2 separate regions of the Homo sapiens genome follow, and region 1 is linked to region 2. Evidence: chromatin contacts called from ENCODE Hi-C or POLR2A ChIA-PET data. All regions are on one chromosome and are shown on one strand. The core of a region is the stretch at or near the end of the contact, and the rest is flanking DNA. Distances in the headings are between cores, read along the strand shown.

The links. Hi-C counts contacts between places; a loop is a spot of excess contacts on that map. ChIA-PET counts read pairs that join two places held with the same protein, here RNA polymerase II (POLR2A). Pooled maps may share reads with other maps.
Region 1: a map of endothelial cell of umbilical vein shows a loop between it and region 2 (5-fold over the local background). The contact joins the promoter of GS1-204I12.4 here to the enhancer-like site in region 2. A Hi-C loop is called at or near these places in 1 of 168 maps with a recorded cell type or tissue (endothelial cell of umbilical vein) and 4 of 50 pooled maps. POLR2A ChIA-PET finds 5 or more read pairs at or near these places in 1 of 52 experiments (PC-9).

The regions. Positions count from the first base shown.
Region 1 is chr1:185,645,090-185,648,951 of GRCh38, reverse strand. GS1-204I12.4 (a long non-coding RNA gene) reads right to left here and starts at 2,443. Exons shown (of 3, transcript NR_188649.1): 1 at 2,154-2,443. The region is part of intron 1 of LOC107985239 (a long non-coding RNA gene); the gene reads right to left. RefSeq lists an enhancer at 2,066-2,979.
Region 2 is chr1:185,371,562-185,375,803 of GRCh38, reverse strand. It overlaps CBSLR (CBS mRNA stabilizing lncRNA), which reads right to left. Exons shown (of 4, transcript XR_007066771.1): 3 at 2,076-2,186; 4 at 1-1,407. Among named protein-coding and RNA genes, the nearest start is that of CBSLR, 56 kb to the right of the region's middle. Within about 2 kb of position 1,508, at least 7 of the 41 ENCODE cell types and tissues checked have a DNase peak (open chromatin) inside an H3K27ac peak, as active enhancers do; they include endothelial cell of umbilical vein, where a contact is called at or near this core.

The sequences.
Region 1 (3,862 bases), core at 1,194-3,693, 270 kb before region 2:
ACCCAAGAGCTGAGGAGTGCAGGCATGTGGCGCGGGACTGGCGGGCAGCTCCACCCGCAGTCCTGGTATGGGATCCACTAGGCGAAGCCAGCTGGGCTCCTGAGTTGGGTGGGGACTTAGAGAACTTTTATGTCTAGCTGGAGGATTGTATATGCACCAATCAGCACTCTGTATCTAGCTAATCTGGTGGGGACTTGGAGAACTTTTATGTCTAGCTAAAGTATGTAAATACACCAATCAGCACTCTGTATCTAGCTCAAGGTTTGTAAATGCACCAATCAGCACTCTGTGTCTAGCCAGATTGTAAATGTACCAATCAGCACCCTGTCAAAACAGACCAATCAGCTCTCTGTAAAACGGACCAATCAGCTCTCTGTAAAATGGGCCAATCAGCAGAATGTGGATGGGGCCAGATAAGGGAATAAAAGCAGGCTGCCAGAGCCAGCAGGGGCAACCTGCTGGGGTCTCCTTCCACACTGTGGAAGCTTTGTTCTTTTGCTCTTTACAATAAATCTTGCTGCTGCTGACTCCTTGGGTCCGCACTGCCTTTATGAGCTGTAACACTCACGGTGAAGGTCTGCAGCTTCACTCCTGAAGCCAGTAAGACCATGAACCCACCAGGAGGGATGAACAACTCTGGACACACCACCTTTAAGAGCTGTAACACTCACTGCAAAGGTCTGCAGCTTCACTCCTGAGGCCAGTGAGACCATGAACCCACTGGGAGGAATGAACAACTCCAGATGGGAGGAATGAACAACTCCGGACAGGAGGAACGAACAACTCCAGACGTGCCGTCTTAAGAGCTGTAACACTCACCGCAAAGGTCTGCAGCTTCACTCCTGAAGCCAGCGAGACCATGAACCTACCAGAAGGAAGAAACTCCGAGCACGTCCAAACATGAGATGGAACAAACTCCAGACACACCATCTTTAAGAACTGTAACACTCACCGCAAGGGTCTGCGGCTTCATTCTTGAAGTCAGTGAGACCAAGAACCCACCAATTCCGGACACATTAGGACTTTTAAAACTTAACCTGAGAGACTGTTTCAGGCCATGACAGGAAGTGGGGGTTGAACAGGCTTCATTATACCTCTCTGGCATTAACATCAACACAGATTTTAAGTCTGATAAGAAGCATTTTACAATCTATTTTCTCTGATGCTTGCTAGCTAAAAGCTTCATCTGTATAGTAAAACTTTGGTCTCTACGACATGTTATCACAACCCAGACATTCCTTTCTGTTGATCCCAGGTCTTTAAACAAACTCAACCAATTGTCAACCAGAAAATGTTTAAATTTCCCTACAGCCTGGAAGCCCCTATTTTGAATGGCCCTGCCTTTGTAGACCAAACCAATGTATTTCTTAAATGTATTTGATTGATGTCTCATGCCTCCCTAAAATGTATAAAACCAAGCTGCACCCCAGCCACCTTGGGCCCATGTTCTCAGGACCTCCCGGGCCATGGTCACTCACATTTGGCTCAGAATAAATCTCTTCAAATATTTTACAGAGTTTAATTCTTTCCATTGACAATTGCATTACAAAAAAGCAAAATCTTTCCATTCAAGTTTTCAGCAAGTAATAATAAAAATTTAAATAAATCAGGGTGTACAGTATATTTAATATTTTGGTTTTTTTATCATTGTACAGCTTTGAGTGAACTAAAGGAATTAACAAATTTATCTTGTTTGTAAGTCTCAAACATTTGTTGGTGTCTCTGTTAAATACATTTTTGGACAATCATTTTAAATATTACAGTCGTGTGGGTAGTGTAGTTCCAGAATAATTTAGAAAACATGGTATCTAGATTTACAGTATGGACCTCTCAGGTAAGATAATAAAGAAGGAAAATCTTTTTAGATGCCCCTGTTTTTAGGAGCTTAGAATTCTCTCTTTTACTTTCTTCCGACCATGATGAATGGGTAGCTTTTTTTTTATTTTTGTTTAAACCTCTTAATTTTTTGTAAACTTTAAATCTGTTATTCAGCACCTCAAAATTTAAAGTATATATGCTCCTATCTTTGAAACTGCAAGTCTTTTTCTCCATTTTTTTTTTGAATTACTGTTAACCTAGGCTCTCACCAATCTATTTGGCATTTACCCACATATTTTGCTTAAGATTTAATTTTAAAAGTTCTGTAAACTTACTGTATCTCCAAAATAACAGCACATCCATAGCTGTCTATTGAGTCAGTTGTATTTCTAAAAGAAACATGTTATTTCATGGCAGCTTCCTTGGTAAATTTCTGGTAGTCACTACGAAATGAAAGGAAGTGGAAAAGGTCGGGGACGGTTAGAAAATAGTTGGGGAGAAGAATCACAGGTTATCACATACTTGAAAGGAATAATCCTGAAGACTCAAAACTTCACAACTCTTTTTGTCCCTGTGCTCCCTAGTGAAAACAGTCTGTGTTAGTCAGAAGCAAGCTCACAAAGCTCATGAATAACTTGCATTCTTATGCTGGAGAACAGCCAATTACCCTGGGACCAAATTCCTGTTTGCTTTGTAGTGAATGTGGGAGACAAGCTGCCTGCCAGTAGCTGTTAAGGCAGTAAAAACACAGCCAGAGGCTATCACAAGGAGGAAATCACAGAGCAAGTTAATTTGTGAACTTCAAGGACAGAGATTAAATATTGTGCAATGAAGCTAATATGGTGGGCTTGTCTGAAAGTAGAATAATCTGGTCTGAAAAGCACCCTTATGAGTTAGCATGATATTTGCATAATGAGTGACACATCATCGTTTCCAGACTTGCTTTTTTTAATGATTGATATCCTTTAAAATTTTCTTCCAAAAAGATTATTGATTCTCTGTTTGGGAAATGCAAGTTTGTTTTACTCTTGATTCTCTCATTCTGATATATCTGGTACAGAGAGTATTAAAGCCAAAAGGACAGTATTTGGGGTAAAATTTGGAAAATCCCAGACCCAATTTGGAAACCAAGATAGCTCATTATACCCTGTTGTTTTATAGAGCCATGTTCAGTGTTTTGAGTACTTGAGGCTGCTCTGAGATCTCTTATTTGCATTCAGAACTTGAGTAGTTTTTGACCAAGGGGAAAAAATGAGAACTGCCAAATCTATTAGCTTGCCCATAACCCCAAATAGTATACTATAGTGTCATTCTCCACAGAGAAAACAGCTTACCGTTTAAATCCTAGAAATTACACACTGACTACTAGGTCACTGTAACCTCACTATGATACCCTTAGGTCACATGTTGTGAGTTTTACAGTTGTTTGGACATAGAGTTTATAAAAAATTAAAATAAAATAAACCTTTGGATAGAGTATAACGTTGGGGCTCAGAAAGCAATAACCCAAACACTGGTGCTATGACAGGCTAAGAGGCCTTAGACGCAGCCCGCAAATCAAGGTCCCTCTAACTTTGCCTTGTCCCTCAGCCCTTGCCTCAAGCACAGGGAGGGACTCTCTCTGGAATTTCCTTATCTGACCAAGAAATCTTCTTTCTAAGAGAAATACAATTGTTTTCCTCCCTTCTCTGAAATCTCATTATCTGTCTCAGAAAAGAAGACTAAGGAATGCAACTACAGGGAGATGGACTTTTTCACAACATAATTCCAGCCTCTAGGGCTCATTCAAATTCCAAAGAGAATCATTTACAAGTTCACTGTTCTCCCTAATAATCATCTGTGGTCCCTCAAAGGAATTGCCTACATTCCCCATCTCTCCCCTCCCCTATGGAAGAGAGTATATAAGCTTCTGTACCACATTGGGTTATTAGGCAATCTTCCTCCTTAAGTTCCCCAGTGCTAACCATGTTAAAACAAACTTTCGTATGCCTTTTCTCCTACTTATCTGTCTTTTGTCAGTTGATTATTAGTGATCCCTTGGAGG
Region 2 (4,242 bases), core at 259-2,758:
TGACAAATGTGAAGGCCCTGAGGGAGGAACATGTTGGGCAAGTTCCGGGAAAGCAGGAGACCAATGTGGCAGGGGCAGAGTGAGCAAAAGGAGGAGGAGCAGAAATGAAAATCTTACGGGGCCCAGATGTGTCGAGCGTCAGCTTGTGCTCTGAGTGACTGGGAAGTCATTTGGGAACTTTGGGCAGAGCAGTGACATGATTTCTGAATCCATTTTTGAAAGGATCACTCTGGCTGCTGTTTGGAAAATGATTCGTTAAGAGAACAAGGGCAGAAGCCAGGGATACCAATTAGGTGGCATCAAGTAGACTGCACGAGAAGGAGGTGGTACAGATAACAACAAAATGTCTGGTGTAAGCAAGGCAAAGGTCTGAGATGCTGGGCCCCGAGATGGGAGAGCCGTGAGAGAAGCCGGTTTAGGAGGCAATGGAGATCAGGCATTCCAGGTTAGACATATGGAGTCTGAGATGCCAATAAGAAATCCAAATGGAGATGTCACAGACTGTAGAATGAGTCTAGGGTTTACCAAAATCTGGGTTGGACATACTAATCTACTGGAAACGAAAAAACAAATGGCATCTAAATTGGCAAAGAGTATAAAATCGCCAAAGATGTGAGCATAGAGAGTAGTAGTCTGAAGACTGGGGAGTTATACAGGGCCCAGATTGTAGAGAATGTTATCAAAATGCTAGAGACATATGGTCTGGCCGGGTACAGTGGCTCACACCTGTCATCCCAGCACTTTAGGAGGCCAAGGTGGGCAGATCACTTGAGCCCAAGAGTTTGAGACCAGCCTGGGCAACATGGCAAAACCCCACCTCTATTTTTATTTAAGAAAAAAAAAGTAGATAATTGTCACTATAAATTCCTTAGAGGAAAGCTAAAACCAAGATTTTTAAAGCAACAGTATCATGGATTAGTGGAGTTGTTTAAAGAATTCCATTGCGGGACCATAAAAATCAACTAACTTAAATCCAAAATATTAGAGATGAGGAGGCTGATGCCCCACATAGCAAGGTCACAGAACAGTGGGATTTTGGAGTGCATTAGCCCGGGGTCCCACAGCTGATTATGGGCATAATCAAAACAAGAAGCTTAATCTTCTTTCTTATTCTAATGCTCTTTCTTCTTTATCATGCTGAGAAGTCCAACTCAGAAGTCCAATTCAAAACAAAGAAGAAATTCTTCTGAAATAATCATTTCAACTGGGGGAGAAATTTGATTTGCTTACAAATATTTGATACTCACAAAACTTGTCTTATAGACAACTTGCAGCATAAAGCAGTGCACCTCTCTATCTGCAGAAGAATAAGAACAATCCTGTGTACTAAACTCAAGGATGAAACACCAATCTTGTTTTGGGGAGGTAAAATAAGCTCTCTGGCAACTGGTCCTGTTGCTTTAGCACCTAGGAGGAAAGTAAGGAAGTGAGTCAACATGGGGACATAACTTGGTTAGCCCAGGATTTCATCTGTACTCTGCAATAAACAAGCCAACATTAATTCAGAAGGCTGCTGTGTGTCCCTGATAGAATTACCCGTGAATGTTGCTGGTGCTAACAGTAATAGGAGGCACAGTGATTCTGTGCTTTCCCTGAAGAGGACAAAAACTAATCTCCTTTTCATCCTTGTCTCAAAGCACACTCACAAATATACACATTTATTTCCATGGAATGAAGAAAGACGGTGAGGACTGCTATGGTCCCACCGTACACTAAGGAACAAAAACATCAGAAGGGGAAGTGAGCTGGCCCTGCCATCCTGTGAGTCAGTGGTGAAGAGACAGTATTCTATCCACAGCTTAGCCACTGACCGTGCCCAGCAAGCAAACCCAGAGAGGCAGAGCAGACCTAGGTCTGGACTAGCTCAGCATAGGGGGAGATGAACAAGAGTGTGCATTCACACAGTGAGTAGCCCATATGGTACAACATGAACCAAAACATCTCAGACCTCAAACCTCTGCTTTCAAGGATGCCAAGGTTCTCACTCTTAGATGCCATTTGTATACTACAGGACGAATTGTGGGTTGTTCACCTTTTTCCTTATTTCTTTTTTAAAAATTTCTGAATAAAAATACCTTTTAAAATGTCTCCCTTGTTTTTGTTTTGTTTTCTTTTTCAAAATGAGTATTTGCAGTTGCTTTCTGGAACTCTGTTTACTTCTTTTCTTCAATCAGCATAAAATTACTCTGGGAACAGGAAATATGGTTTAGTAAGAAAACAGCATTTGTTGAAAAAGAGAAATACTAACTGCATCTTCTGAAAATCAAAGGGTACAGTAATCTACATCTCCAAAGCAGGTCTTCGAATGGTAAACTCCCCACTGTTGTCTTCTGGGAAATGGTGTTCTTAAGCAAGTGACCTGAATCTTATTGAAATATTTTCCCAGGTAATACAACTTTGCTTATTTTCTAGGCCACTCTTGGAAAAGTCTTTCCAAATTCTACCCACACTTCAAGGCTAAGTCCGCATACTATCTCTTTCCTGAAACTTCCCTGATTATTCCTCTCAGCCAACGTGTATGTGTGTCTAAATTTCTCTACTAGGCTGAAATGTCCTTCAAGTCAAAAGTCTAGTATATATTATTGAATCCTATTCTCTCCTTATAGTATCTAACATGGTGCTTTTGTATAAAAACAGAGGAATCCCATATATTAATAGCTAGAAAGAGAAGGTTACTTGGTTACCAGACTGAAGGGTACATTCTTAGAAGATTATAGATATCTTTGGGGCATAAGTAAATATATCTAGAAAGGCTACTACCAAAATGGGGCATTTAAATGCACTACGTATCATGGAAGGTGTTCAAATAGAAAGTGGATAATCACTTATGAGATGTTAGACAGCAGCTGGGAAGGTAGAGCAGATGACCTCTTGGCCCTTTCCAACTCTAAGTTTCAAAATGATTTTTAGAAAGATTGGTTAGCTGGATAACCCTGTTTTGCTATTGTCTCTGTGGACACTGCCACTCTAGCAGGAAACTCTAAGAGCTTTTCCAAACAGTCTGATCGAAACACCCCAGCTTACAGCTTCTAAGGAATGCATCCTAGAACCTTCTCACTTTGACATTATTCTACCTTCACTTTACTTGGTCATCACAAAAGGTCATGATTCAGAAAGACCACAAAGTAGTTGGCATCTGAACTCTTCAACTCTCAATCCCAGATAGAGAAATTTAAGTTCTGGGTCAATTTTGCGCTCACTTGCTCTGTGCTCTTGGTCTCTCCTAGAATAAGCCAGATACAATAGAGGGTCTGAGAATCATTTTCCTAATATTTGCCATTGTTGCTTTTTTCTATATCTCATCAGTGGGAAATACTGCAGGGACTTTGACTAGCTTCATCCTTTCTCAATAATTGTATGCGTCAGATTAGTGGCACAAAGGAAAAAGTAGCAGAAGAGTTGAAAACATGCTCATTGAGTATGCCATACTTCTTGATTGTTGGTGTTCCTTAAGGTAACATCCTCACTCTCTGAAGGACATGCCCAAAACACTACTGAGGAGGACTACGCCTAACACTATGGAGGCATGCATTAACAGTGGGATTTCAGGCATCAGTGGGATTTGGGAACTAAGTTAAGAGTGTTTCATTGTTGTCTGTCTATCTATTTCTGTTCTAATCACAACCCAGACCATAGTAATGCTAGTCCCTAAGTGCTGTGTATGCAGATTTGTATAGAACAAACAGTTGAAGGTGTCAAAATTAATCAGGACTCAAATAGCAATATGTTATAATATGATAATCTGTTTCATTATTCTAATTGTTTTTACTATTTTGAAAGACTGATAAAGCTAAAAACAGAAATGACAGACCTGTCACATGTTTCTTTCCATGAATCTACTTCACAATATAAGTGTTTTTGTGAGATTAATGCAGATTTCTCCAGCTAGAGATTGTTTTTATTACCATAAAGCTAAACACCCTATATATTAAATTCTAAAGTATAGTGATCACAAATTACTTAAATCACAAATTACTTAAAGTAATTCCAGCTAATTGAAAAACATGCTCTCCATTTAAAAATTATTTATTATATTTTCAAGAGCCTCTTAATTATCCTTGGGAAAATATGATCAGTGTGGACATCTGTGGAAGTAGTTACAGTGCAAAATAATCAAGCTACCTCTTACGTTAAACAATCCAACAAATGAGAGCAAAATCAATTATTGCTTCAACTTTTTTTTCTTTCTTTTTTTTTTTTTTTGAGATGGAGTCTCGCTCCATCACCCAGGCTGGAGTGCAG